Linked DNA regions of Homo sapiens: all the other regions are linked to region 5. A link is a contact called in ENCODE Hi-C or POLR2A ChIA-PET data. All regions are on one chromosome and are shown on one strand. Each heading gives the region's core, a stretch centred on a gene start or an enhancer-like site at or near the end of the contact. The rest is flanking DNA. Distances are from core to core; before and after follow the strand shown.

Region 1 (4,993 bases), core at 1,410-3,909, 570 kb before region 5:
AAAGGTTTGGATTTTTCCATAAAAAAGTATTTTTTGAGTAAAAAGAGAAATCTTAGCGGTAAATAAAAACATTACCTGCATTAAAAAGAAAATTTTTCTTGTAGCTATGGTAGGCAATTGCTACAGTATTCAAACTGGGGCAGAATCTGTAAAAAACAAGGCTTGAGAAAGATTACTCTAGTTTCAGAGGCAGACATGGAGACGTTTTTGGCCCCAGGGAACTGAGGCTCAGGCCCGGAGCTCCCCGGGAGGCCTCGTTCTCTGCTTCTTTATTAATAGACTCAGCTACGCAGCCGCGGGAGCCGCAGACCCGGGCAGGAGAGCTGCAGCGTGGTCGGCGGGAGGGGAATAAGGCCTCCCCAGTGCGGCTGCAGTTGCAGGCCGGCGCGGGCTCGTTGCAGCTGCCGAGAGCCCGGCCACCATGGCACAGGTGAGCGTGGCGCCTCGGCGTCCCCACAGACTGGGTCCCTGTCCCTGCCCCGCCCGGCCTGCAGGTGGCACCTAGGCGGCGCGCAGGGAAGGGCGCACGGTCAAGGCCGAAGAGCCCTGGGAACAGACAGGGCGCGGGGCCAATCCCAGCTGGGCGCGCACCGGGGCGCTGAGCGAGGGAGGAAATGACCTTGGAGCGGGGACCTGTCGGTGGCTGAGGTTCCAGGGAAAGGAGGGAAGGGCATTTGCGGTGAGAATGACAGTCCAGCTTCCGTAGTGCAAACCGCGAAGGCCCACGTGCAAGGAGAGCCTCACGCGCGAGAGCCGCCCGGGCTCGTGGGGTGCAGCCGCGCGTCAGGAACGTGTGCCCTGGCCCAGCCCACTGGCCTCTTGGGGCGGTGAAATCTGCGGGGGTCGAGTGCCTGGGCTCACTGGTGGTCCAGACAAGCGCAAGCAGGGGGACAAACCCCCAACTTCTAACCTCAAAGAAATGCAAATTAAAAGGAGAGATGAGAGATTCTTCCCTCCCCCACCCCTCCTTTTAGGATTGGCAAAGATTAAAATAATCCATAATCGGAGACAGGGCCCCGCTTGCACGCGCGGGTGGCAGTGGAAGTTGGTAAACTTTTCGGCATGGTAGCTTGGCCTGTGTCACCAAAATGTCGCACGTGCCTGGTTGCTTCCCCTCCAGGGATCTATCCTACAGGATAATCAGGAGCTCCAGGAGGTACATCGACGGCCAACGCAGCTTTTATTTATACCTGCAATGGTGGGGTGGGGGGCGGGGAGGAGGCCCTAATTGTCCAATGGGGGCCGCGTAAATGGATCACAGCATAGTCAAAGGAAATCTTATGCAGCCTTGGGAAGGCCGGTGGTCATCTCCGTCCCCCAGCAGAGACCTGTCTACGACGTAAGCCAAGTGAAAACAAAACAGCCTTACAGACAGCTTGCATCCTAGCCTTCCTTTAAAACAGCGAGCCCGGGAACCGCAGGGAGAGTTAACTGCAGCGGTGGTGGGGGGCGGGATCAAAGGAGAACTTTCATTTTCTCTTCTAAATTCTTCTGCGGTAACAACTAAATGATACAGAAAGAAGGATGGTTGCAAACATGGATTTTTTCATAACTAGAAGAAGTGGTCGAACTTAAAAAGAGCAGGGTTCATAAAAGAGGTTTAAAAGAGTCTTTGTTCATAACATCGGTGCATTTATGGAGCACCTGCTGTATGCAGAGCCGCCAGCTCGCGCCTGGAAGCATTGCGGGCAAAGATAGGGGAGGGGTGGCTCCCGGTCAGGAAGACCCCCTTGGCCCTCCTGTTACGCTTGGGGCCCCTCTCCCTCCCCCTCAACCCCCTGGGTCCCCTGCAGCTGCGCTCGCCCTAGACTCCTGGGACCGGTGGATGTTCAGTTCCCGCTCCCGGCCCCTCTCCCGAGCTCCAGCACAAGGGTCTCTCGGTCGCTCTGCCCTGGCCTCCAGCTACTCCTCTCCCAGCACCTATTATGTTCTTGACGCTGGAAGAATTATTTTAGTAAATCTCACCAAAGCCCCCCAAGTGAGGCATTTTTATCCTAGCTAGATGAGGAGGAGCCACGCTGCCTCTGGATCGCGATGACTGCCACTCGTGGTATAAGGTCTGATTTGGGGCATGGGCTGTGGAATCAGATCTGGACCCAATGTCCGATCTATCACTTCCCCGCGCTTTTTTTTTTAGAGACGGGGTCTCGCTACGTTGCCCAGGCTGGCCTCGAACTCCTGGCTTCAAGCGACTTCCCGCCTCCCGAGTAGCTGGGATTACAGGCGCGCCCCACCACTCCCTGTGGATCGGTTGCTTCTCAGCTCGGTGATGTGGGGTAACTTATTTCCTGGCCCGCGACCCTTGTCTGCATGAAAGAGTCAGGGGTGAATACCATCAGGGGGTGCCTGGAGCATTACACGGGGCAATGCCGATAGATAAGTCGCGAGGATCAGCCAGGCACGGAGCTAAGCGATTTTATGCGCACGGCCTCCACGAGATGGCTCGTTTTACGGATGAGGAAACTGAGGCTCGGAGGGTGAGGAATCTCGTCCTAGACCCCATTCCGGCAGAGGTCGAGGACGCGAGCACCCGCTCGAGCCTCAGTTTCCCTCCCCTCCTAGCCCCGCGGACGCCCCGCCCCGCCGAGGCCCCGGGCCCGCCCTCCGCGCGCCGGGAGTCACCCGCCTGCAGGCGCCGCAGCCGGACCCGCCTCAGCCAATCCGCTGCTGCCGGCGTCGGGTGCGCTCGGCCTCGCCCGCGGCCCTCCTTCCCCGGCTCCCGCTCGCCGCTCGTTCACTCCACCGCCGCCGCCGCCGCCGCCGCTGCCGCTGCCGCTGCCGCACCTCCGTAGCTGACTCGGTGAGGCCCGGTCGCCCGCGGTGGGGAGGGTGGCGGGGCGGCCCTGCGGGCTGCGGGGGCCGGGGACGGGCGGGGCGCGGGGCTGCCGGGAACCGGACCGGGTGGGGGACGCCGCCGGAACCGGGGCGCCGAGAGGAACCCCGGTATTCCCCCCGGACGGCGGGGTTGTGGAGATCCTGAACCCAGAAAGAGGCCGGGGCTCCCCATGTTCCCCAGGGGATTGGGTCTGAGGGTCCACCGGGGGTCGGTCCATCCGCAGGCGGGTCCCGTGCGGCCGCGGGAGGGATGCTCGGCCCTCCGGACTTGGCTGGACGCCTCCGGCCCGGGGCCAGCGGGGCCACCGGCTCCCTTGTCTCCCACTCCTTAATCCGCCCTGGACTGGATTGAGTCTGAGGGTCTGCCCAGGGGTCGGTCAGCCTGCGGGTGGCCGCGGGAGGGATGCTGGACGCTCTGGATGCTTTCCAGGATGCCTTCGCCCGGGGCCAGTAGGGCCTCCGGCTCCTGTCCCTGCCCATCCCACCCTGGCTCTGGAGAGGATTGGGTCTGGGGGTCCGCCCGTGGGTTGGTCACCTACGGGCAGGTGCAGTGCGGCTGAGGGAGGGGTGCTCGGCCCTCGGGATTCGGCAGGGCGCCGCTGACCCCATCCCAGCGTCCGTCTCCCCGGTCCCCCTCCCCATGCCCGCCCTCGCGGTGCAGCCGTCGGGACACGCCCTTGGCGCAGGGACTCCAGGCGCGGTCCGAGCGCTGCCGTGAGCAGGATGAGGGTGCCGGGCCCAGTGCCTGCTTGGGAGCGCCCCGCAGCCTCTCCCGTGCAGCGCTGGGTCAAGGGCGGGTGGGCGCGGAGCATGTGCCCAAGGTCGTGCCGGGCTGGGAGCGGCGGGGCCGCGGGAGGGTGGGGGTGTCACGTGGCCGTGCCCTGGCGAACTTGGCCTGCGAGCCCGACGGTGCGGTCAGGGCCACGCGGGGCAGCCCCTTCTCGGAGCCACCGCCGCGGCCAGCCAACAGCCGGCTTCTTTCGGTTTGTCAGGAGAGGCCATGGGTCAGCGTCTTTATAATGTAAATCCGCCCTTGGCTTTCGTTAAAGCCGCAGAACTCAAAGATGAGGGCCGATCTTACTTTAAAAAAAGAAAACAACTCAGAGAGTTAAAAATCCCAACTACCTACCAGGTTAAATACATAACAAAGTTAATATTCCCAACTCGGCACAGGCTTTCGGTTCCTCTCGGCTCCGTGTGTTATAAAATATTTAAGGGCAGATTTTAGTAGGAAGCTGGTAACTTTGTAAGTTACCGAATAAAATGAAAATCGGTTTTACCTTTTGCAACGTTGTATTTTGTTACACCATTTTCTTCCACAGGTGTCCGGTTTCTGGTCATTCCAGATATGCAAGCATGTTTATTTCATTCTAAGCCACAAACCAAGTGAATAAAAAATGGCTGAGCACTGGTCTTCTATTTATGCCAGGAAGCACCCCCACCCCCGGGCCTTTCCAAATTCTTTAAGGCGACTCTGACCGAGTGAACGTAGCAATAAATTGAGGACATAAGTGTCGCTGAGAATGCACACCGCTGAGGCCAGCGAACATCCAGCTGTCAGTTGGTCTGGGGACTATCAGCATTCGCAGCTGGTTCTTTGGATTGGTTTTGCCTCAATACCAAGAGCCTGTGGACTGCTTTTCGCATGTAAATTACTGGTTTCCTTCCTGTGAAGCATTGCTAGCCTAGACCTTGCACTTGAACCCTATCTTAACAGTTGGAATCAAACAATAAAAAGGGCCAGGTTTGGGAGTGCACACACTTTGTTTCAAAGTGGCAGAAGTTGGCATCATGCACAGGCCAAAATAACGTTTCGAGTTGGTACTAAAAACAAGCCGCCTACCCTGGAGGGGAAGAGAATTAAACTGGGTCCCTTCCGATACTGCTGCGGCTGCTGCGTTTGGCCCCGGCCCCGGACCAGTGGTCACCGAGCGGTCAAGTTGGGCCTCCGGGGAGCCCTGGAACGAGGGCCTGCCCTTACCCAACCCTGGCCCCGAGTGCTCATTCATAAAAACACCGTCAGTTTTCACTGAGGCTTCACAGTGAGCCCCTTTTAGACGCGCCCTGGGCTCTTGAGCGCGGTGCCTGCGTTTCTGGCTCGTTGGATGCAGCATCTGTCATCAGAAGCACTGAGCACCGAGCTGTCCCCACAGCTGGG
Region 2 (4,548 bases), core at 2,049-4,548, 620 kb after region 5:
ACGGACATGAGCCACCACGCCTGGCCGCAGTGAACTGTTTCTTGTGTACTGGCTGGTTGTAGCCAAGAGACTCGATGGCTTCTTGTCTTGTGTTGCCTTTTTGTTTTTTGTTTTTTGTTTTTTTTTTGCCCTTCCTGGACCTGGCCACAGTTGCTCAATACCTTAAGGGTAATCTCAACCAATGGAGATGTCAGCATCCCCAGTGTCCCTTCTGCTTTTTGTAGTTTATCCGCATGGCTTCTGCCACTGGAGTCCTGCTACAATTACTGTTTTCCCATATTACCCACCCAGCAGCTTAGAGGCGGGATTGGTGGTGACACAGATCCCACAACTCTTGGCCCACACTCAACTAGTTTTAAAAATATATTGGTGGGGAGGGGCGGGCATGGTGGCTCATGCCTATAATCACCACGCTTTGGGAGGCCGAGGTGGGTGGATCACTTGAGCTTAGGAGTTCGAGACCAACCTAGGTAAGATGGTGAAACCCTGTCTCTATAATATTAGGTTGGTTCAAAAGTAACCGCTGTTTTTGCCATTGAAAGTAATGGCAAAAACTGCAATTACTTTTGTACCAATCTAATTTTTTAAAAATTAATTAATTAAAAAAAATTGGAAGGCATAGATTTCACTCGGCAAGGCAGGAAATCTTGTAACTGCTCTATACTGTGGCTCTGCCGACCGCCCGGCACTGCTCCAGCAGATGCAAACTGCCCGAGATTTTGATGAATTCACTGAAGGAAATAAAGACATTGTGTTTAAAAACACAGCAGAAAGGTTGGGTGTGGTGGCTTATGCCTGTAATCTCAGCACTTTAGGAGGCTGAAGGGGGTGGATCACTTGAGCTCAGGAGTTTGAGACCAGACTGGACAACATAGCAAGACCCCATCTCAAAAAAAAAATTAGCTGGGTGCGTGCCTGTAGTTTCAGCTACTTGGGAGGCTGAGATGGGAGGACTGCTTGAACCTGGAAGTTGGAGGTTGCAGTGAGCCACAGTCGAGCCACTGCACTCCAGCCTGGGTGACAGAGCCGGACCTTGTCTCAAAATTAAAAAAAAAAAAAACCCACTGCAGAAGACCTTCAGAATTGCTTGCCTCTAGAAACCATGCTTTCCTCAGAACATCTAACCCTTCAAAAACTACAGCAGCAGCCAGAACCCACCATTCACGCTGACGCATTCCTTTGTGATAAAGACTTCATTGATTCATTATGTGACAAAGGGAAAATGAGCAGAAACTACTGGGTGGTTCACACCAAACAGAACCTTTAGACCGATTGCTCGTTCCTTCTCCCTCATGGAATTGAAGTTCATTTATCTTCATGCACTCCCTGATCAATCAGGAAAGGCTGTGGCTGACGTCAGCTCCAGGCTCAGCACAGTCTTTATGGGGTGATCTTATAGCTTAGCAGTGCAACCCTGTGGAGTAGAACTGAACGGAGACTTTTGCCAGTTGCAGGAAATGGTCATTAAAAAATACCAGTTTATTCACAGAATAAAGGTGCTTCATGCAGACATCTGTCCCCAGGGTTTCTTCTGCAAAATGCTGATGCTGCTATCATGAATAATGTCTTCAAATATTCTCTTAATGAGGCAGAACAAGCCGGAGCTGGGAATACATTTGTCATAATGTAAGGAAGCAGATCATCATCAGTGACAGTGCCAAGTCTTGAAGATTCTCTCCTGGGTCTTCAGACTAATACACATTTATCTCCCTGGGTTGAAGAAGTACTGTGGGACTATGATGTATACCCACAAAAGGATATTGACAAAGAAGCTCTTTATTTATTTATTTATTTATTTATTTATTTATTTATTTATTTATTTTCTTTTGAGACAAGGTCTCACTGTGTTGTCTAGCCTGGAATGCAGCCATACGATAACGGCTCACTGTACTCACGGTACGATTACCTCCAACTCCCCGTGCTCAAGTGATTCTCCCGCCTCAGCCTCCTGAGTAGCTGGGGCCACAGCTGTGTGTGCCACCACCTGGCTAATTTTTTTTTTTTTTTTTTTTTGAGACAGAGTTTCGCTCTTGTCGCCCAGGCTGTAGTGCAATGGCATGATCTCGGCTCACTGCAACCTCTGCCTCATGCCTCAGCCTCCCAAGTAGCTGGGATTACAGGCACCCACCACCATGCCTGGATAAATTTTGTATTTTTAGTACAGACGGGGTTTTGCCATGTTGCCCAGGCTGGTCTTACACTCCTGACATCAGGTGATCCACTCGCCTCAGCCTCCCAAAGTGCTGGGATTATAGGTGTGAGCCACCGCGCCCACCCTAATTTTTTTTTTTTTTTTGGTAGAGACAGGGTCTCCCTATGTTGCCCAGGCTGGTCTTGAACACCTAGGCTCAAGCAATCTGCCCCCCTTGGCCTCCCAAAGTGTTGGGGTTACAGGTGTGAGCCACTGCACCCAGCTGACAAAGAAGCTCTTGAACAAATTCATTTAATGAGATTCTCTAGCACTAAAATAGTCCTACCTCATTGTAATGTTTTGTAGAGTATCTTATAAAACAATGAAAAAAAACCAGTATTTTAATACATATTTTTCTGTATATTTCCTTCTAGCCTTTGTACATATGATCACATATTTGTAAAAAGTTGTATGTATATATATACAACTTTACCCGCTTTGTGTGATGATATGACAAAAACATTTATCTGAAAAAAGTATTTTTTTCATCAAATGGCAGAGCTCCTGTTTCTGGTAACCCGGGGTATGGCAAGTAGGGGCTCTGGGAGATGGAGCAGCTCAGCCTCCTGTGAAAAATTCTGTTTCTCTAAAAAAGAACAAATTCTCATGCTGGGCGCGGTGGCTCACGCCTGTAATCTCAGCACTTTGGGAGGCCGAGGCGGGCGGATCACGAGGTCAAGAGATCGAGACCATCCTGGCTAACACGGTGAAACCCCGTCTCTACTAAAAATGCAAAAAATTAGCCGGGCGTGGTGGCGGGCGCCTGTGGTCCCAGCTACTCAGGAAGCTGAGGCAGGAGAATGGCGTGAACCCGGGAGGTGGAGCTTGCAGTGAGCCGAGATCGCGCCACTGCACCCCAGCTTGGGTGACAGAGCCAGACTCTGTCTCAAAAAAAAAAAAACGAATTCCCAAAACTAGTCCCACTGTTGTCTACCCAGATCCGGGATCCGGGTTGCCCTTGGCCTGGCCAGAGATGCCTCTCAATCCCCCACGGCACGTAGAGCCAGACAGAAACCGAAAGCAGAGGTGCCCTGCGCTGAAGTCTAGAGATCCCACTGCTAGGTCCAAAGAATTTACCCTTTCAGTCAACCCACGGGGCAAAGTCCACTTTCTTCCCTGAAGGAGCAGCACAGAACAAAAGCTCCAGGCAGCTGCTTCCGCTGTTTCGGGGGTAGGGCGGAGTGACAGCCCCACGGGCCACGCAGCAAGCAGAAGATCCCCGGGAGTCACCCTCAACCCTCTGGGGCCACGTGGGTGAGTTCGCCCGGGGAAGGTGCCGCGGCCCACTGCTTTACCTTAGTGAGCCTCAAGAAGTTAGGATCAGAATCCCAGTCGGCCCCATCTGGGTCGCCAGAGTTTTGTTACCCACACAACGGGTGGGCTCAGTTGCTTGGCGGGTGTTAACTAAAGAGGATTTAATAGGGGATTTTATTTCTTGCAACAAGTAAGGAGAACACCTAGACAGCTCCCAAAGCAGTGTCTCCCCGAGCTGAGGGCTGGGGCAGGTTTTATAAGCATAGGGTAATGAGGCGTGATCTGATTGCATCTTGCAATGAGGTGATGCTGGGAGGCATGATCTAATTGGATGCTGACACAGGGGGGAACCACAGCTCTGACCCCTCTCTGGGTCTCAGTTTCCCCAACTGCAGTGAGGAAATTGGCCCCCGTGATGATGCCCATGACATCACCATCCTCTGCCCTCACTCATGCTGGGGTCTCCATGTGCCCATTTTCAAGCTTGTGCCCGCCCTTTGTTCCTCACTCCCCACAGCTGCCCTTGGCCAGGACTTTCACAGGGTGGAGCCAAGGCCCAGAGAGGGCACTGAATCTCTCCAGGTCACACAGCCTGTCAGGGAGGTGGGGCCAGAGCCAGGTCACACGTGTGCACACAACACACACACACGCACACATGCTCACGCACATGCACGCACACACGCTCTCAAGCACATGCACACATGCACACACATGCACACACACTCTCATGCACACACGCACACATGTACACACACATGCATGCACACATGCACACAATACTCTCATGCACATGCACACACGTACACACGCACACATGCATGCTGTCACACATGCGCACACACGCACACATGCTCTCATGCACACACGCACACATGTACACATACATGCACACATGCACACAATACTCATGCACATGCACACACATGTACACACGCACGCACACACGCATGCTGTCACGTACACATGTGAGTGCACACACGCACACACATGCTCTCATGCACACGCACACATGTACAGATGCACACATGCATGCACACACATGCACACACGCGCACACACTGCCAGGACTGGGGGCTGCTGTTTCTGAGGGTTCCTGGACCCCG
Region 3 (4,774 bases), core at 17-2,516, 640 kb after region 5:
GCTCTGCCCAGTGCCGTCCGCATCCCTGGGAGCACACAGTAATATTAAAAGTGGTGACTCCAGCCCAGTGGCAGGGCTGCACTTGCCCAGATGAGGATCGAAACTGGCGCTCAGAGAGGCGCGGGACCTGCTCAACGTCACACAGCAGAGCATGGCGGACACCCGCCACCCCACGTTTAAATGCTGTGCGCAAGGCTGGGGTCATCTGGTCCCCAAGCCCAGGGTCTGGTGGAAGGGCGCAGAACCACGGTGGTCAGTGACCACAGGGGCCGAGGTAGGAAAGGGGGAGGGATTTGGGAATCCGGTCAAGACTCAAGGCAGGAAGGGAGAAGAGCTCTGGACGCTGGGACAAGGAGGTCAAAGGCCTGGGGCTGGAGTCCGACGGAGCCAGAGGGGAAGACAAGACTGGGGGCGGCGCGCGCCACCCAGCGGTATCGGGAGGGAGGACCGGAGGGAGGGCTGGGCCGGACGCTCCTCTCGCGCACCGATCGACCTCGGGTTCCTGGAGGGGCGTCCCCGTGGGATCCCGGCTCCGTACATCCTGGAGCCCCTAGGGGAGGGACGGACCAGTGGGGGCCGGCGGGGCCTCATCAGACACCCCAACGCCAGGACCCAACGGGACCGAGGACGGTCGCCGGGCGCTTCACGGTTCGCGTGGTTTCAGGATCTCGGAGAACACAACCGGCAGGTCCTGCAGCTCCGCGCCCATCTCCCTCCCCGCGGCCACACCCCCGGCCACGGCCCGGCCCTGCCGGAAGCACAGTCCTCCTGGCCACGCCCCCCAGTCCTTCGTAGCAAAAGCTCCGGTCCAGGCCCCGCCCCCAGCCCGCCCCAACCTCGATTGCCTACTAGGCCCCGCCGCCCTTTGGCAGTAACGTCCGAGTCCGGCTCCCGCGCAGGCCCCGCCCCGCCCCGCCCCGCCGCCCTCCGTCCCTCCCATCCGGGGGACTCAACGCGTCCCACCGAGGCCCCGCCTTCAAACAGGCCCCGCCCCCTAACGGACCCCGTCCCACCGAGGACCCGCCTTCAAACAGGCCCCGCCCCCGAACAGACCCAGTCCCACCGAGGCCCCGTCTCCGGGAAGGCCCCGCCCACGAACAGACCCACCCCACTGAGGCCCCCCGACGCCGCTGCCGCTCTGCAGCCCCCCAGGCGGGACGCGTCGCGCGGGCTGCCCCTTCTCCCTCTCAGCTTTCGGAGGGACCCGGGCTGAGCGCCCCGCCCCGCCTCGCCCCGCCTCTTCCCTCGCCCGATCCCGCGCCCTCAGTGTCCCGGCCGCGCAGGACTTGACATGCTGCCCGACTGCCTGTCGGCCGAGGGCGAGCTGCGCTGCCGCCGGCTGCTGGCAGGGGCCACGGCCCGGCTCCGCGCGCGGCCCGCGTCGGCCGCGGTGCTCGTGCCGCTCTGCTCAGTGCGTGGGGTCCCGGCGCTGCTGTACACGCTGCGGTCCAGCCGCCTGACCGGGAGGCACAAGGGCGACGTCAGGTACAGCGGCCGGGAACTCCTCGCCCTTTGCCGGAGGCTACAGGAGCCCGGGGCTGGCAGGGACCTCTGGCAGGGCACTTAGCCCCTTCGAGCCTCGGTTTCCGCCTCCGTAAAATGGGTCTGGGGAGAGTCCCTCCGCCCAAGGGCTGCAGCGAGAGGTCAGCGATCCGTGTCCGTCGGCCCCGGTGCACCTGCCGGGGCGCCACGTCCTCGCCGCGTGGGCCCCTCGTACGCGTCCTTGCGCGCACGCCTGGGCCGGGACACCCCTTTGAGCTGTTTCCCGCTTAGAGGGCGGACGCCGCCCCCTGCCGGCGACTACGGAGAGGTTCGGGCCCCGCCCGGCGGGAATTAAGAACATCCTGAGGACAATGTCAGTGTTGCTGGGGCCACCATAGGCCGAATTTGGGTATCTGAGCCCCAGGATCTTCTTGCCCCTGCTGCAGACCCTCTTATCCTGCGCTGTCCCGGGCCTCTCTTCCTTATCCCCATTGCTCAGGGAGGTAAACTGGCCTCCAGAGGTCGCATGGCTTGCCTGGGGCCTCCCAGTAAACTAGGGGCAGAGGCAGGCGACACTTCGGTGGGCCAGTGGCCCCCCCCGCACTGCCGATACCCCGACCTCTCCGTGGCCCCAAGAGTCCAAGGACCAGACTCCTTGTGTCTGTTTAGTTTCCCAGGCGGCAAGTGCGACCCGGCTGACCAAGATGTGGTGCACACGGCCCTGCGGGAAACCCGGGAGGAGCTGGGCCTGGCAGTGCCCGAGGAGCACGTGTGGGGCCTGCTGCGGCCTGTGTATGATCCGGTAAGCCACTTGGCTGAGGCCACCCCACCCCATTCACTCACTCTGTGCCTGCCCTGGAGCTGGGCTACCAGGGACCAGGAGAGTGGTCATGGACCCCCACGGGCACAAAGTGTGGAAGGGTGCCCCTAACCTGCCTGGTCACATGCACCACCCCACACACCCCCTCGGGAAGGGATTGGGGAGGCTCTGGTGTCCTGAGTAGAGGTGGCCCAGGGCGATGGGGTGGGCCAGCTCCACTCAGTTTGGTGGATTAGGGTCAGGGAAGCTTCATGGGGTAGGCAGGGATTGAACCCAGGCTTGAATGCCAAGTGGGAGATTGTCCTAAGCAGAGGGAACAGGTCTAGTGCATTTGAGGGGACCTGAGTCAGTCAGCATGGCTGGAGGACACAGGCAGGTGGACCCGAACATGACTACCAAAGGCCTATGCATGGCAAAGGGGTCTTCCTCTCACACTCCCCTCCCCAGCCTTCAAACCCAGCGAAGGCCATGCTTCCCTGACCACCTGCCCTCTTCCCCAGCAAAAGGCCACCGTGGTGCCAGTGCTTGCTGGTGTAGGCCCACTGGATCCCCAGAGCCTCAGGCCCAACTCGGAGGAGGTGAGCTGGGGGATATGAGGGGGTTGGGCTGTTCCAGTCCTCTGTCTACCCTCTCTGCCTCCTGCCTGCAGGTAGATGAGGTGTTTGCACTGCCGCTGGCCCACCTGCTGCAGACGCAGAATCAGGGCTATACCCACTTCTGCCGGGGTGGCCACTTCCGCTACACACTACCCGTCTTCCTGCATGGACCACACCGGGTCTGGGGCCTCACAGCTGTCATCACTGAGTTTGCCCTGCAGCTGCTGGCACCTGGTACCTACCAGCCCCGCCTGGCCGGCCTGACCTGCTCAGGGGCTGAGGGTCTGGCCCGCCCTAAGCAGCCCCTGGCTTCACCCTGTCAGGCCAGCTCCACTCCAGGACTGAATAAAGGTCTTTGACAGCTCTAGAGCTCTTGCTTCTGCTGTACTGGGGCCTTGACCTTGGGCAGACCACTCCAGGTCGCTGGCTGGGGCTCCTCCTTCCAGTCACGCCATGCCCCACAGCAATGGACACTTCCTGGGTGCCAAGTACTTGGAGTCAATTCATCTCACCCTCACAACAGCCCATAAGGCAGGGCCAACACTGTCTCTGGCTGGTGAGACTGCTTTCAGGGAGGAGAGACACCTTGCCTAAGGGCCCCACGCTGGGATTGGAACCAGAGCTCTCAGACTCCACAGCCCAGACTCTTAGGCACTGCACTGCCCTGTCTCAGCCTGCACCTCCTGTTCTCTCTGCTGTGCCTGGCTGACGCTGTGCTGGGCTCCGGGATCCCAGAGAGGAGTAAGGCGCACCCATGCCCCTGGGTGTTACTGCAGGAGTCTAACATGCAGAGCCCCTGTGTGTGCCAGCTGCTGTGTGGGGGCCACAGCTGTGGACCGGTCAGATGCTCACCTGCCGTCCAGAGGGGGTGCTCAGTCTAGGGGAGACCTCAGACCAGGTCACACAGATAATCATGTGGTTCCACATTAATTAATCACAGATAATAGTGGAATTATATAAGACATCAACTAGGTAGACCAGGGTTCTGTGAAAGAGCTGAGGGAGCGGGTGGTCTGAGCTTGCCGTGGAGGATGGCTGGATCCAGGGGCTCGGGCTCCCCTCTTGCTGTGCTTTGCGCTGTGCTGGCCTCAGCCCCAAGGAGGTTGTCTGTAGTGCAGAGCGTGAGAGGTTGAGGAGAGGGCAGCAGCATCCATCAACAGAAAACACGGCCGCTCCTTCCCGGCCAGTCTAACCTAGAATTGCACTTCACTGGCCTGCCTTGAGTCACATGTCCTTCCCTGAGCCTGTCACATGGCCGGTTGTGTGTCCGGAATTGGTGGGTTCTTGGTCTCACTGACTTCAAGAATGAAGCCATGGACCCTCACAGTGAGTGTTACAGCTCTTAAGGTGGTGCGTCTGGAGTTTGTTTCTTCTGATGTTCGGATGTGTTTGGAGTTTCTTCCTTCTGGTGAGTTCGTGGTCTCGCTGGCTCAGGAGTGAAGCTACAGACCTTTGTGGTGAGTGTTACAGCTCATAAAAGCAGTGTGGACCCAAAGAGTGAGCAGTAGCAAGATGTATTGCAAAGAGCGAAAGAACAAAGCTTCCACAGTGTGGAAGGGGACCTGAGCGGGTTGCCACTGCTGGCTCGGGCAGCCTGCTTTTATTCTCTTATCTGGCCCCACCCACATCCTGCTGATTGGTAGAGCCGAGTGGTTTGACAGGGCACTGATTGGTGCGTTTACAATCCCTGAGCTAGACACAAAGGTTCTCCACATCCCCACCAGGTTAGTTAGATACAGAGTGTTGACACAAAGGTTCTCCAAGGCCCCACCAGAGTAGCTAGATACAGAGTGTCCATTGGTGCATTCACAAACCCTGAGCTAGACACAGGGTGCTGATTGGTGTATTTACAATCCCTGAGCTAGACATAAAGGTT
Region 4 (4,323 bases), core at 1,450-3,949, 790 kb after region 5:
AGGCGTTTGAAACCAGCTTGGCCAACATGGTAAAAGCCCATCTCTACTAAAAACATTTTTAAAAATTAGCCGGGCCTGGTGTCAGGCACATGTAATCTCAGCTACTTGGGAGGCTGAGGCAGGAGAATTGCTTGAACCTGGGAGGCAGAGATTGTGCCATTGCACTCCAGCCTGGGCAACAAGAGTGAAACTCCATCTCAGAAAAAAAAAATAAAATAAAAAATAAAAAAAAATTTGCAATCATTCTCCAAGCCCACAAGTGATCTAATTCTCCAGTACTCCAGTACATCAAGGCAAGAAAACCCCAGACTACAGAAAGCCCTCTGTCCTTGTGATAAGGAAGGGGGTCTAATTGAGCTGGTTAACACAAGCCTCCCATAGACAAACTAAAAGAGCACCCTAGAACACACGGAGCTGTAAATATTCACCCCTAGACACTGCCATGAGGTCGGAGCCCACAGCCTGCCCATCTGTATGCTCCCCCAGAGGTCTGAGCAGCGGGGCACTGAAGAAGCGAGCCACTCCCCCATCGCACGCCCTGCGAGGGAGACAAGGGAACTTCCCGTTTCAAATGCATGATGTGTTCAAGAGCAGCAATGCCAGTGTGGCAGAGCAGAGTGAAGGAGGGGGTGGGGTACACCACAGGGTCAGCAGGGGAGCTCACCCAGGTCAGTAGGGGTGGACCTCACAGGGCCTGTAGGCTATGGTGAGGCCTCTGTTTTTCACTCTGTGATGGAAGCCACTGAGTGGCTCCGAGCAAAAAAGGAATTGAATCTGGCATGGGCTCGGCTGCTGGGACGAGAACAGACCACAGAGGGACAAAAGAGGCAGGAGAGTTAGAGGTCGCTGCAGTAACCCAGGCTGGAGATGAGGATGGCCTGGACCCAAGCAGTGATGGCAGAAGTGGTGAGAACTCAGATCCTGGCTGGATATTGAGGATGTGATGTTGGATGTGAGACTGGGAGGACCACAGAGATGCTAAGGTTTTTGCCCTGAACAACGGGAAGGTTGTTGGTTCCCCTGACACGGAGAAGCCTCAGGTGGAGCAGGTTAAGTGTGAGTTGCCAACCAGGCTTCCAGGTGGATATGGTGAGTAGGGAGCTATATATCAGGTTTAAGAGACAGTTAATGACTGGAGAGCTGCATCTGGGAGTAATCCGGGCAGGGAGAGTTTTTAGAGATAACACTGGGGGTGGGTGCAGAGAAAAGAGGTTTGGAGATTGAACTCTCGACAGGATATGGTTAGAGGAGCCCACGCTCTTAACTGCCGCACCATGCTGCATCTCTGAAGTCAGTTTCCACATCGGTAAAACGGAATCAACAACAGTACCTATCTCACATTGTAGGAAATAAACGTGTGAAGCATGTAGCACAATGTTCGAATAGTGAGCACTCAATCAGTGCTGGCGATTGGTTATTTAACACCACCTGTTTCTGATCTTGGGGTGCCATTGTTCACATCTCTCCTTCTGATGTCTGTTCCATCCAGGATCCCCCTTGCCAGCCCCTTCTTCCAACGCCACCAACCCCCCAGCACATGGGGGCATGAACCCACACCACACATCCTGTCTCTTCTTAGAGAAGATATCTTTTCATACAGCGGATCACTCCAGCCATGCAGCTCCCCTCTGCTCTCAGGGCACTTATACTGCACTGGGCTAGGATGCTTAGCTGCCCGATTCGGCACGGTGCTGGCCAGGGGGCATGTGCTCATTTGCTCAATGTGCATGTCCTGCCTGACTGCTCTGCTGGGCACAGGGGCTGCCCCTGGGAGGTTCCCTACTCTGCAAACAAGTGGCAGCTGGGAAAAGCACTCCGGGAGGAGGCAACTACAGGAGAAGCAGGGAAGCCTGGAGTTGTAGGTTGGGGGAGAAGCGGGCAGAGGGGCTGGATCTGGGGGCCTGGCAAAAAGGAGAAAAGTGGGAGGTTCTTTACTTCCCAACCCTCATCTGTCCCAACAAGCCCCTAGTGCAGCAGGAAGGCTGCTAAAGAGTCCCTGTCTGGGAGACCTGACCTCTGGGCCCGTTCTCCGGCTTTGCACGTCCCAGGGTCTTGGTTTTCCACTCTAAACAGCGGCAGTTGGTCTAAGTGTTTTCAGAAGGCCCTTCCATCTACAAAGGATCATGAGCCTTGAAACCCAGATACCCGAGGACCACTCCCGGCCCTGGGTTTCCTCCAGCGTGGGGTCTGCCCAAGCACTGAGATCAACCCCCAACCCCAACCCGCTTGTGATGACTGACGGCCTCCCCCACCAATGCTGCTACAAGGCCGAGCCAGGGGGCGGGGCAGACAGGCCCGAATTCACCCCCTACTTAAATTCAGCCCAATCAGCGTCGAGTTCTGCATGTGAGCGGTAGGGGCAGTGGACGCTGCCCTCTGGGCATGCGCAACCTCTCGCCTAAGGCCTCCTCCCGCCTCGCATGCGCACCACGCCGCAGAGGGGGAGAAGGGTAGGGTAGACACGAACCTTGGTCCCATCTTGAAAGTCCGGGAGCTCTCCTCGGCCTTCCTGTATCACACGTTTTTGGATCCCGTCCTCCCGGAGTCTTGCGATGATATCCGCCATCCTCCTTCCCCGCTGCTCCCTTTCGGCAACTTCCGGACTCGCTCGGTAGCTTCCGGACTTGCTTCGGCAACTCCTAGCACCTCGGCAGCTTCCGAGCTAGCGCCATTTTGGTTGAGGGCAGAAGCCAAAAGGGACTGAGCGTGGAAACGGATGGTGATTGGTTCTCTGCGCTGGGGCTGAGCGCGCGCGTCTGCTCGGGGGCGGAGCCTAGGAATGTCTCGGGGCTGGACCCCAGCCTGTCAAGGAGGAAGGGCCGGGGTCCGCGGGCCGGGCGGGACGAGGACGTCCCTAACAATTGTCATTGAATTGATTGGGACTGCGGCCGTGTGGCACTTTGTTTGAAGTTGTGGATGGAATATAACAGCACTGCAGAGTTAGGAAAATGAAAAAAAAAAAAAACACCCGTAAGCCACACCCTCAAAGTGTTATGATTTTTGTGTATTTTCTTCCGGCTTTTTCTCTTTCGCATATCTAGTATGATTGTCGGGACTCTTGCATCCTGGATCTTCCTCTTTCAAAAAATAAAAAGAGGAAGAGGGAAAGAAAGGTGGAGAAGGAGACCAAGAGAGCCCATTGCGGGGTCGGAAATGAGTCATAGTTGTGCCCAATTAATATTAGGGAATAATCGATGAATGATAGAAATGAGGTACTTTAGCGCCGGGCGCGGTGGCCCTGTAACCCCACCACTTTGGGAGGCCGAGGCGAGAGGATCGCTTGAGCCCAGGAGTTCGAGGCTGCAGTGGGCCGTGTTCGTGCCACTGCACTCCAGGCTAGCCGACAGAGCGAGATGCTGTCTCAAAACAAAACAAAAAAAAAAAATTAAATTAAAAGAAAAGAGAAATGAGGTACTTTGGGGCTAAAACAACTTTTGTTTTTCTTTTTTTGAGACGGAGTCTCGCTCTGTCACCCACGCTGGAGTGCAGTGGCACAATTTCAGCTCACTGCAAGCTCTGCCTCCCGGGTTCACGCCATTCTCCTGCCTCAGCCTCCCGAGCAGCTGGGACTACAGGCGCCCGCCACCATGCCCGGCTAATTTTTTGTATTTTTAGTAGAGACAGGGTTTCACCGTGTTAGCCAGGATGGTCTCAATCTCCGGACCTCGTGATCCGCCCACCTCGGCCTCCCAAAGTGCTGGGATTACAGGCGTGAGCCACAGCGCCCAGCTGATATGAAACATTCTAAATAAAATACTAGGCTAATTGAATTCACTAATGTCATGTAAAAATGCATCAGTATGGGGCAGGTGTGGTGGCTTATGCCTCTAATACCAGCACTTTGGGAGGCCAAGGCAAGTGGATCTCCTGGATCTCCTTGAGCTCACAAGTTCAAGACCAGCCTGGACAACATGGCAAAATACCATCTTCACCAAAAATACAAAAAATTAGGTGGTGTGGTGGTGCACGCCTGTGGTCCCAGCTACTCAGCAGGCTGAGGCTGGAGGATTGCTTGAGCCCAGGAGATGGAGGTTGTAGTGAGCCAAGATCGCACCACTGCACTCCAGCCTGGGTGATAGAGTGAGACCCCATCTCAAAAAAAAAAAAAAAGCATCAATATGCTAAGTGAAATAACAGTACCAGTCACATACAGGAAAATACTGTATTATTCTACTTATGTAAGGTACCTAGAGTAGTCAGATTCACAAAGACAGAAAGCAGGGCCGGGCGCGGTGGCTCACACCTGTAATCCCAGCACTTTTGGAGGCCAAGGCAGGCAGATCACCTGAGGTCAGGAGTTTGAGACCAGCCTGGCCAACATGG
Region 5 (4,877 bases), core at 182-2,681:
AGTGAGCCTCAATACTGTACTTCATGTTAGATCCGAACTAGTTGGAAAAATTAAAGCAAATACATAGTGAAAGGATCTGATCTTCACATGATCCAACCGGCGTTGGGTCTCAGCAAACCCAACTTTGCAGGTTAAATTCCACACATGAACTGTGGTTGAACTGGGGATGGTGGTGGTGACATCAAATCGCATTTCAGGTGCTCCCAGAGCTCGGAGTGGATGGTAGATCCTGTCTTTGCCCAATCTCAGCTTTCTGTGTCTCTTAGCTTCCTAGCCGAAGACCCCAAGGCAGGTTATAAAACTGGAAATAAAGTCTTGGTTTGCTCCTGTGAAATCATCCTTCGCAGACAGGTTTTGGTTTGGACCGGGGGATGCCTGAGGGTCTTATACAGACTGGGATTCAGTCACAGAACTACTAACTTGCAAAGCCTATTTCTTTCTTTCTTTTTTTTTTTTGGAGACAGAGTCTCGCTCTGTCGCCCAGGCTGGAGTGCAGTGGCACGATCTCTGCTCACTTCAACCTCCACCTCCCAGGTTCAAGCAATTCTCCTGCCTCAGCCTCCCGAGTAGCTGGGACTACAGGCGCACGCCACCACGCCCGGCTAATTTTTTGTATTTTAGTAGACACAGGGTTTCACCATGTTGCCCAGGCTGGTCTCGAACTCCTGAGCTCAGATAATCCGCCCGTCTCGGCCTCCCAAAGTGCTAGGATTACAGGCAAGAGCCACCGCGCCTGGCCTGCAAAGCCTATTTCTAACCAAAGTCAAGTCCCACACACTTGCCTCTAAATTGCGTTTTGCTCCTTTGTTATCCCAGGTTTTACAATTACAGAGCACTTGATGAGCCTGTTTCCACGTCTGTAAAATGAGGCGAAGTTCTTCACTGTGCTATTGCAGAATTAAGCCACTGGCTCTATAGGCAAAGTGCTTAGCACGGGCGTGGCACGCTGCGGGTGCACAGAAACGCTCGCTGCCACCCCACCCTTAACTACCGGGCACCCCAGCGCCCCGCCAGGGGCTGAAGAAACGTGGGAGGAAGCGGAGGAACGCGAAGGGCGTGTGCCCGCGAAAGGTCTCACGAGGCGTTTCGAGGTCGCCTCTTCAGGCTCGGCTGCCGACAAGGTGCCTCTGAGCTCACCCAGCCCAACCCGCGCACCCCGGGACCCCAAGACGGCAGCGGGCACAGCTGGGCAGCAGAGACCCGGGAACACCCACTTCCGCCACAGACCTGCTCAAAATAGCTCCTTCTGGCAGCGCGCAAGAAGTGGCCCGAGCCGGCCCCGGGGAGGCGGGGCCTGAGAGCAGACAACCCCCCCACTTCCGGCTCGCCTCCGTTCGCCACAGGCCCCGCCGCAGCCGCTCTTCGCCCCGGCCAGCAGGCCCGCCCCGCCCTCCGTGACGTCATTTCCGGCGTTTGGGCGGGGCCCGGGCAGGGCGCGCTGCCCGGAGCTGCCTGGGTTGCGCTGCCGGCCACGTCCCCGCGCCGGGCCTCAGGCTCCTTCCTACTGTCCGAGGGCCACCAGGCCGCCGGGGGCCTGCTGCGCCCGGGTAAGGGGCTCGCACTGCCGTCCGGGTAGCTGCTGTCAGGGCTCCCTGACTGGCTTGGGACTGAGAGACAGAGGTTGGGGGGCAGGAGGAGGGTTGGATGGGGGCACGAGGGGCAGTGGGAGAGTGAGTGGGGCTGAGAGAGGCAGGAGGAACGGGACAGGAGGAGCGGCGGATGGGGCACGCACAGAGTGCAAGACGCTGAGCAATGCAGGTACTGAAGAAGTCAACTGGGGGCCGAGCATGGCTGGGGGCCCAAGAGACAGGAGGAGGGAGGAGGGCCGAAGGGGGCCCAGACTGGAGAAGAGGCCGGCTTGTCCCATTGTGGGAGCAGAATGGGGACACTCTGGAAGGGGGCCGAATTTGTCCTGGGGTCTTTCCCGGGCAAGCCCAGGACGGGACTGGACCCCAAGAAGTGTCGCTCTTACTTGAGTGACACAGACCTATCCCCCAGACCCTCTCTCTACCTGGGTGGAGGTTGTGCATTGCCCCAGATTCCCTCCCCTGCCCATCTGTCTCCCTGCCTGCTTCCCCCGTGCGAGTCACTTAGTAGCCCCCGTGTGGCTGCTTAGCATGTTGACTTAATCGTTAGGCTGATAGGAGGAATCGGCCTCCACACGCATGGTTTGCCACCAGAAATAATCATCGTGCTTAGAAATCTGACTGTAATAACTTGCAGCTATCCCTCGCCCCAGGAAAATCTCTAACATTTCGATAAAATCAGCTAGGAAAATCTTTAAAATACAGATGTTTCCATTTATACAGTGGATCTGCCTAATGGACAAAGGAATGTCAGAGCTACCCACGTTCTTAGCAAAAACTAGGCCCTAGTATTTAGCTGTGTTACCAAAACTTCCAGAAACCTGGAAGCAAGCAAGGTAGTTAATGTAATATAATAAATGTCCAATGTTCTAGGTTCCCGTCTGCCACAGAGTCACATCCTTTGGACTACAGGACAATGTCTATATACACAAAGCCATAAGTCTGTGTTCCTTGGGCTTCTGCTACCAAAGTTCAGCCAGGTGACGTGTCAGGATTAGGTACCTGCAGTTTGCCCTGTATTTGTGTTTGCAGTTCCTACTCCTTGGTATCTGTAGCTTGCCTAACTTGGTGTGGGGGCCTGGCCATGTTGCGGCTGAGTGAGTCTTAATAGCCTGATAGAATGTGGGGGTAACAGCTGTAGTCCTTTACCAAGCTTCAGGATTGGTCTTTGGAACCTCTCTATGCCAGAAAAAAAGAATTAAGTTATTTCTTTCCCTTTTTTTTTTTTTTTAAGAGATGGGGTCTCACTATGTTGCCCAGGCTGAACTCAAACTTCTGGGCTTGTAATCCTCCCACCTCAGCCTCCTGAGTGTCTGGGATTACAGGCATGCAGCACCACGCCTGGAGTCCAGTTTTGTGTAACTTGCATAAAGTGCGCCACATATAACAAGCCAAGGTTCGGAACACAAGAATTCAGACAAGATGCCTTGGGAGGCATCTCGAGGTCATGAACCAGAAAAGGATAGGGAGGTTGACACCCAGGGGCATAGTTGGGGGTGCCTTTGTCATGGAGTGTCACATGGCTCAAGGGAGTATCCTGTTGCACCTTCCTTGCAGATCCTATGGGGAGCTGACCCCTGAAGAAGGGAGCTCCCAGTGCCAGCCTAACCTTCCGTCTTTCCATCTGCCCTGGTCTCCAACTTAATACAAACTTAATTCTCTCTCGCTCATTCCCCTCCTGCCCCTGGGGTCTCTTTTTTCCCATCTATTATGGTCTGAGACCCTGATCTACCCAGTCTCCCTGTACCACATAATAATGAGAATAACTGGTGGGGTCCCGAGACCCACATCCTAATTTTGGCTTGAAGCCTTTGCAGGGGAAACTGTTATTTTAAATGTTGTTAATGGTTTGTCCATCATGAGTCAACTTACATAGATGACCACAGGTTCCCGCATGGGATCTTGACATTTAGAATATTCTGTTGGAAAGTGGAGGCAGGACCATAGCAGAGGGATGAAGTCATAGGACAATGAAGGCCTGTTCTCGACTACACAGTGGCCAATTCCTGTTTCTGTGGGAGTGACCACCAGCCCCACCGGCTGGGAGGGAGTAAGTGGTGATGGTATCCAGCAGAAGTTTCCTGAGAAACCCGTGGAGTGTCCTGATATAGCCTTGTGGACCTGCTCCGTGTGTGTGCCCTCACCTTTGTGTGTGTGATTTTGCATGTGTATGTGTGTGCCTGTGTGAGTGCACATGTGTGGTGGCATGTGTGCATGTGCAGATGGACATATGTGCAGCTGTGCGCACACAAGCGTGTGTGACTAAGTGCATGTATGTGTGGCTGTGTGTGCACACGTGGGCATCTGTGTTGGGAGCAGGCCCATGGTGGTCCTTGATATCACCACCTACTGATAACCTTCCCATGATAAGAGGTGACGAGCTGTTTCTGTAATCTCCTGAGTACGCGTTAAATATTCATCAATGAGAGAAGCATTTGTGCCGGTTGACATCTTTGCATTATGGCTTTGCTCCTGGATTCCTCCGAAGTTTTGGTTGGCTCCTAGGAAAATGTCTCTCCTGATATATAGATCGTGTAGTCTCTCTAAATTATGGAAATCAGCATGTGAAACTGTATCAGGTGGGATAACTCTGTGCCTTTCTGCTTAGTGGCTTGAAGTACTTGAAGAAAATATGCTGTTTTCTTTCCTTGGAGCCTTTCAGAAATGTTTTCCAAAAGTGATACATGCTTGTTAAAAAAAAAAAAAGAAGGAAAGATATGAAGTAGAGAATGAAAATCACAGGTGAATCCATTCCCCAGGGATATTCATTAACATTCTAGTGCAAATCTTTCCAGACCCTTGAATAAATGTCCCTTTTAACAAAAATAGGATCATGGTCCACACGTTGCTGTGTAACCTGCCGTGTTCATTTACTGATGCATGCTATATATCTTCCCATGTCAATAAGTAGAGAGTTGTGTATTTTTAACAGTTGCCATAGTATTTTATATATGAATGGGGCCATACTTGACAGAACTATTCCAGTTTTTTACTCTTTCTAAATAATGCTGTGAGAAATATCTTTGTAGATCATCTTTGGACCTCTGTCTGAGTGCTTCCTTAAAAGAAACTGCAGTAGAAGTTGCTGCATTGGAAGTCGTTGTTGTTTTTTGTTTTGTTTTTTTGAGACGCAGTTTTGCTCTTATTGCCCAGGCTAGAGTGCAGTGGCTCAATCTCGGCTCACTGCAACCTCCACCTTCTGGTTTCAAGCGATTCTCCTGCCTCAGCCTCCCAAGTCGCTGGGATTACAGGTGCCCACCACCACGCCCAGCTAATTTTTTTGTATTTTTA
Region 6 (4,226 bases), core at 1-2,500, 840 kb after region 5:
ACAATACACATCACAACAGACAATAAACCAGCAAACGCCAAAGTCAGGGATCCTCCTCCACTGTGTTCCCTGCTGTCTTCCCAAAGCCTGGTACAGCATGTTGGGAATGGCAGCCACACAGTATTCGTTGGCTGAACGAGTGACTCACCTTCCTTAGGACTTTCATGGCATATATTTTGCCCAAGTTGGTGCCTTGCACCTTTCGCACCTGGAACACCTGTAGGGCAGGGGAGACAGGATCAACTTCCCTCTCCACATCCTATCTTCAAGAAGCCCCACCCTGAAGCTCTGGCTTTGGGATCAGGAGGCCTAGGCCCTGCCAAGGGTGGGGCAGTGAAGATTTCAAGTCCGATTGGAGAGGATTTGGCCTTCCCTCCTTTATGTTTCTGGCTCTGAATCCCATTAGAGGCCCTGCTGATTCACAAGTCTAATTTGTTTTGAGAACCCTTTGCTGCCTCCAGATGGAGGCTGTGAGGCCAGGAGGAGGGTGCGCCCGCCCCTACCTTGCCATAGCCCCCCTTGCCCAGCACACGCAGCAGCTCAAAGCAGTGGGGCCCGATGCGCTCTGGGCCAACGTTCACGCTGGTCTCAGTCAGCTCCACCTCTTCATAGTGTCCCACAGGCCTACGGACACAAGGAGTTAATGAGGACAAGGCTCCAGTGCTCCCCAGTTCCCCTTCCCCACTCCATTCCCCCCTCCCCCAACACGACCCTCACTCACTCTAGGCCAGCTGCCCTCAACTCGGCAAGGGGACATGCGTCCTGTGAGAAACCGAGGGGTAAGAGCCAAGGAAGGTGCCAGGATACCTCCCCGCTCCCGTTCAGGTTGGACTGCGTGGCCCAGGAGAGAAGGGTGTCAGGGATGGCAGCTAGTAGGGGATGGGTAAGAATTGGGAAGAAACCGAAGGCAGGAAAGGGAGAATCGGGAGAAAAGGCTGGGGTTCTGGAAGAGAGGTCGGGGTGAGGGTGGGATCAGAACTTAATAGAGACCGGGATCTGAGAAGGATCTGGGTCTGCAAAGAGTCGGAGCCCGCTCTGGGCGTGCGGAGCCGCCGCTCCGGCCTCGGCTGGGTGACAGGATCGGCTCCAGGATCCAGTCGCGCCAGGGCAGGGCACTCACCGCGGGGCTGAGCTCTGGCTCGCCCTCGCCCTCGCTGCCTTCCTCCGTCTCCAAATCCAAATCAAACACGGCCGCCATGGCGGCGCCGGCCCCGCGGGCCCGTCGGCCCGTACCTGGCCGCGCACTGACTGACAGTCCCGGACCTAAACATCATCTCTCCGCGACGGCAGCTGCGCGCGCCGGTGACGCAAGGGATCTTACTCCCCCTCCGGAAAATCGCTTAGCCTGGTGGGGAACAAAGATGGCTTCCGTCGCAAGGCCTCTCGGGAATTGTAGTCCTAGAGTGGCGAGGCGCCTAGCCTTCAGCCTGCAGAATCCTTTCCGCAGGACCCTCGGTCTTCCCAGCAAGGCTTTCTGGGAGCCCGTTTTGGTTCTACGGTGTTTTGAGTTTGGATGGAGCAGGGTCGGAAGTGTATGCAGGTGTGAATGTAAATGCAATCCCCAGCCCTGTTGGAGACGGGTACTGCCAGGCCGGCTGCGTGATGAAAGGCAGGTCGCGTTGCTTTCGGTTCACTCCAGAAAGGGAGGCGGCTGCATCAGGGTCTCCTCAAAGTGCCTCTGGCTCGAGGACCCTGCAAATCGGAGCATTTACTGAGTGGCCAGCTCACTGCCAGGCTATGTTGCCAGGTTCCCGCCTTAAATAGGGTTTTGGGGGTCAGTGATAGACCTGTAAATATGGGATTTTGTTGGCGTTTACTCCCTTCTTAATTTAAGCACATTTAGGCACCTGGTACAGAATAGACACTTCAAAAAACGTTGTTGAGGCCGGACACGATGCCTCACGCCTGTAATCGTAGCACTTTGGGAAGCCAAGTTGGGAGGATCACTTGAGGCCAGGAGTTCAAGGTTACAGTGAGCTATGATGGTGCCACTGCACTCCAGGCTGGGTGACACAGTGAGATCCTGTCTCAAAAAAACAAACAGGCCGGAGGCGGTGGCTCACACCTGTAATCTCAACACTTTCGGAGGCCGAGGTGGGTGGATCACTTGAGGTCAGAAGTTGGAGACCAGCCTGGCCAACATGATGAAACTCTGCCTCTACTATAAATACAAAAAATTAGACGGGTGTGGTGGCGCGCACCTGTACTCCCAGATACTCGGGAGGTTGAGGCAGGAGAATCGCTTGAACTCGGGCGATAGAGGTTGCAGTGAGCCAAGATTGCACCACTGCGCTCCAGGCTGGGCGGCAGAGTGAGACCAAGTCTCAAACAGATAAAACCCGAAAACCTGGCTGGTCACGGTGGCTCACACCTGTAATCCCAGCACTTTGGGAGGCCGAGCCAGGCGGATCACCTGAGGTCGGGAGTTCAGGACCAGCCTGACCAACATGGAGAAACCCCGTCTCTACTAAAAACACAAAATTAGCTGGGCATGGTGGTGCATGCTTGTAATCCCAGCTACTCGGGAAGGCTGAGGCAGGCGAATCACTTGAACCTGGGAAGCGGAGGTTGCGGTGAGCCAAGATCATGCCATTGTACTCCAGCCTGGGCAACAAGAGCGAGACTCCATCTTAAAAAAAAAAAAAAAAAAAAAAAAAAAAAAAAAAAAAACTTTATGGTTTTTTTTTCTTTGTTTTGTTTAGTTTTTCAGACAGGATCTTACTCTGTCACCCAGGCTGGAGTACAGTGGCAAGATCGTGGCTCATTGCAGCCTTGACTTCTTGGGTTCCAGTGATTCTCCCACCTCAAATCCCAAGTAACTGGAATGACATAATCACATAATCTTTTTTCTTTTCTTTCTTTCTTTCTTTTTTTTTTTTTTTAGAGGGGAGGTCTTGTTTTGTTGCCCAGGAGGCTGGTCTTGAACTTCTGGACTCAAGTGATCCTCCTGCCTTGGCCTTCCAAAGTGCTGTGATTACAGGCATGAGCCACTACACCCAGCAAAAACCAAAAACGCTGTTGACAGAATGAACTTAGGCCAGGCAGGGTCGCTCATGCCTGCGATCCCAGCAATTTGGGAGGCCAAGGCGGGTGGATCACTTGAGGTCAGGAGTTCAAGACCAGCTTAACCAACATAGTGAAAACCTGTCTCTACTAAAAATACAAAAATTAGCCGGGAGTGGTGGTGCATGCCTATAGTCCCAGCTACTTGGGAGGCTGAGGTAGGAAAATCGCTTGAACCTGGGAGGCAGAGGTTGCAGTGAATCAAGATCACGCCATTGCACTACAGCCTGGGCAACAGAGTGAGACTCCGTCTCCAAAAAAAGAAAAAAAAAGAAAGAAGGAATGAACACACTCAACACAGCAAATCTTGTCTGTGACATGTGGTCTGTGACTTTAGATTGGGTATGGATTTGGCGGGGCGCGGTGGCTCACACCTGCAACCCTAGCACTTTGGGAGGTCGAGCCGGGTGGATCGCTTGAGGTCAGGAGTTCGACACCAGTCTGGCCAACATGGTGAAACCCCGTCTCTACTAAAAATACAAAAATTAGCTGGGTGTGGTGGTGGGTGCCTGTAATCCCAGCTACTTGAGAGGCTGAGGCAGAAGAATCACTTAAACCCGGGAGGCAGAGGTTTCAGTGAGCCGTGACTGTGCCATTGCACTCCAGCCTGGGCAGCAAGAGTGAAACTGTCTCAAAAAAAAAAAAAAAGATTGGGTATGGATTCTTATTGGATGGGGATGTGTGGGTGTGAATTTGGGTCAGACCAGGCCTTGGGTGTGAGTTCTGATTGTTGGAGGCTGTCTAGGTGTGCCTTCCATGTGCATAGGGGAGGTTGGGTATGAACTGAGGTGGACAGAATTCAGGGGTCTCCAGGCATGCAGAGGGTTATCTCGTTGAATGTGGCCCTCTGGTTGTAATTCCACCAAAGGAGATCCCCAGGTTCGGGTCTTGATGTGGGTGTAGGGCAGGCCCCTAGCAACCCAGGGCAACTCAGACACCAGGCCAGTGGGGTGGTTTTCCCTTAGCTCCAGATGCTACAAGTATCCCCTACCCGTCTCTTGATCCCCCTTCCCCACCCCCTATCTAGCTGATCCTGGGAGGAGTTGTCCAGTCAAGAGAACCTATCTAGACACTTCACCAGTACATAAGCCTTTATTTGGGGAGGGATGCCTGGGGAGCTGCCTCCAGCTCCTCTGCTGCACAGAGGCAGGATTTCTTAAAGC

The links. A loop is a pair of places that touch in the nucleus more often than their neighbours do. ChIA-PET counts read pairs that join two places held with the same protein, here RNA polymerase II (POLR2A). Pooled maps may share reads with other maps.
Region 1: a map of B cell shows a loop between it and region 5 (17-fold over the local background). The contact joins the promoter of CPT1A here to the promoter of C11orf24 in region 5. A Hi-C loop is called at or near these places in 1 of 168 maps with a recorded cell type or tissue (B cell), 8 of 37 single-sample maps with no recorded cell type and 12 of 50 pooled maps. POLR2A ChIA-PET finds 5 or more read pairs at or near these places in 1 of 52 experiments (Panc1).
Region 2: a pooled map shows a loop between it and region 5 (7-fold over the local background). The contact joins the promoter of ACY3 here to the promoter of C11orf24 in region 5. A Hi-C loop is called at or near these places in 2 of 37 single-sample maps with no recorded cell type and 3 of 50 pooled maps. POLR2A ChIA-PET finds 5 or more read pairs at or near these places in 1 of 52 experiments (GM12878).
Region 3: a loop to region 5 is called in a pooled map, with 6 times the contacts of the local background. The contact joins the promoter of NUDT8 here to the promoter of C11orf24 in region 5. A Hi-C loop is called at or near these places in 1 of 37 single-sample maps with no recorded cell type and 4 of 50 pooled maps. POLR2A ChIA-PET finds 5 or more read pairs at or near these places in 1 of 52 experiments (GM12878).
Region 4: a loop to region 5 is called in a map with no recorded cell type, with 10 times the contacts of the local background. The contact joins the promoter of AIP here to the promoter of C11orf24 in region 5. A Hi-C loop is called at or near these places in 3 of 37 single-sample maps with no recorded cell type and 6 of 50 pooled maps.
Region 6: a loop to region 5 is called in a map with no recorded cell type, with 5 times the contacts of the local background. The contact joins the promoter of RPS6KB2 here to the promoter of C11orf24 in region 5. A Hi-C loop is called at or near these places in 1 of 37 single-sample maps with no recorded cell type and 1 of 50 pooled maps. POLR2A ChIA-PET finds 5 or more read pairs at or near these places in 1 of 52 experiments (HEK293).

Annotation. Positions count from the first base shown.
Region 1 is chr11:68,839,582-68,844,574 of GRCh38, reverse strand. CPT1A (carnitine palmitoyltransferase 1A) reads left to right here and starts at 2,659. Exons shown (of 19, transcript NM_001876.4): 1 at 2,659-2,800. RefSeq lists enhancers at 628-837, 878-1,017, 1,740-2,265, 4,474-4,633 and silencers at 2,411-2,770, 2,791-2,840, 3,051-3,130, 3,391-3,490, 3,541-3,820.
Region 2 is chr11:67,649,480-67,654,027 of GRCh38, reverse strand. It overlaps ACY3 (aminoacylase 3), which reads left to right and starts at 3,298. Exons shown (of 8, transcript NM_080658.2): 1 at 3,298-3,445. RefSeq lists enhancers at 3,017-3,076, 3,147-3,226.
Region 3 is chr11:67,626,429-67,631,202 of GRCh38, reverse strand. It overlaps NUDT8 (nudix hydrolase 8), which reads left to right and starts at 1,266. Exons shown (of 4, transcript NM_001243750.2): 1 at 1,266-1,485; 2 at 2,152-2,284; 3 at 2,803-2,880; 4 at 2,952-3,265. The coding sequence starts at 1,292. The coding sequence ends at 3,257. It overlaps LOC124902696 (a long non-coding RNA gene), which reads right to left. Exons shown (of 2, transcript XR_007062741.1): 2 at 3,810-4,774. RefSeq lists silencers at 344-513, 634-1,423, 1,714-1,863, 2,431-2,725.
Region 4 is chr11:67,481,402-67,485,724 of GRCh38, reverse strand. AIP (AHR interacting HSP90 co-chaperone) reads right to left here and starts at 2,699. Exons shown (of 6, transcript NM_003977.4): 1 at 2,468-2,699. The coding sequence starts at 2,566. RefSeq lists enhancers at 1-145, 601-650, 2,798-2,857.
Region 5 is chr11:68,268,527-68,273,403 of GRCh38, reverse strand. C11orf24 (chromosome 11 open reading frame 24) reads left to right here and starts at 1,431. Exons shown (of 4, transcript NM_022338.4): 1 at 1,431-1,547. It overlaps LOC105369363 (a long non-coding RNA gene), which reads right to left and starts at 1,302. Exons shown (of 3, transcript XR_950248.3): 1 at 1,228-1,302. RefSeq lists an enhancer at 468-1,322 and a silencer at 1,234-1,633.
Region 6 is chr11:67,425,518-67,429,743 of GRCh38, reverse strand. RPS6KB2 (ribosomal protein S6 kinase B2) reads right to left here and starts at 1,250. Exons shown (of 15, transcript NM_003952.3): 1 at 1,121-1,250; 2 at 722-762; 3 at 504-624; 4 at 149-217. The coding sequence starts at 1,198. CARNS1 (carnosine synthase 1) reads right to left here. Exons shown (of 10, transcript NM_001166222.2): 10 at 4,140-4,226. RefSeq lists enhancers at 5-772, 1,207-1,456, 773-1,540, 1,557-1,706.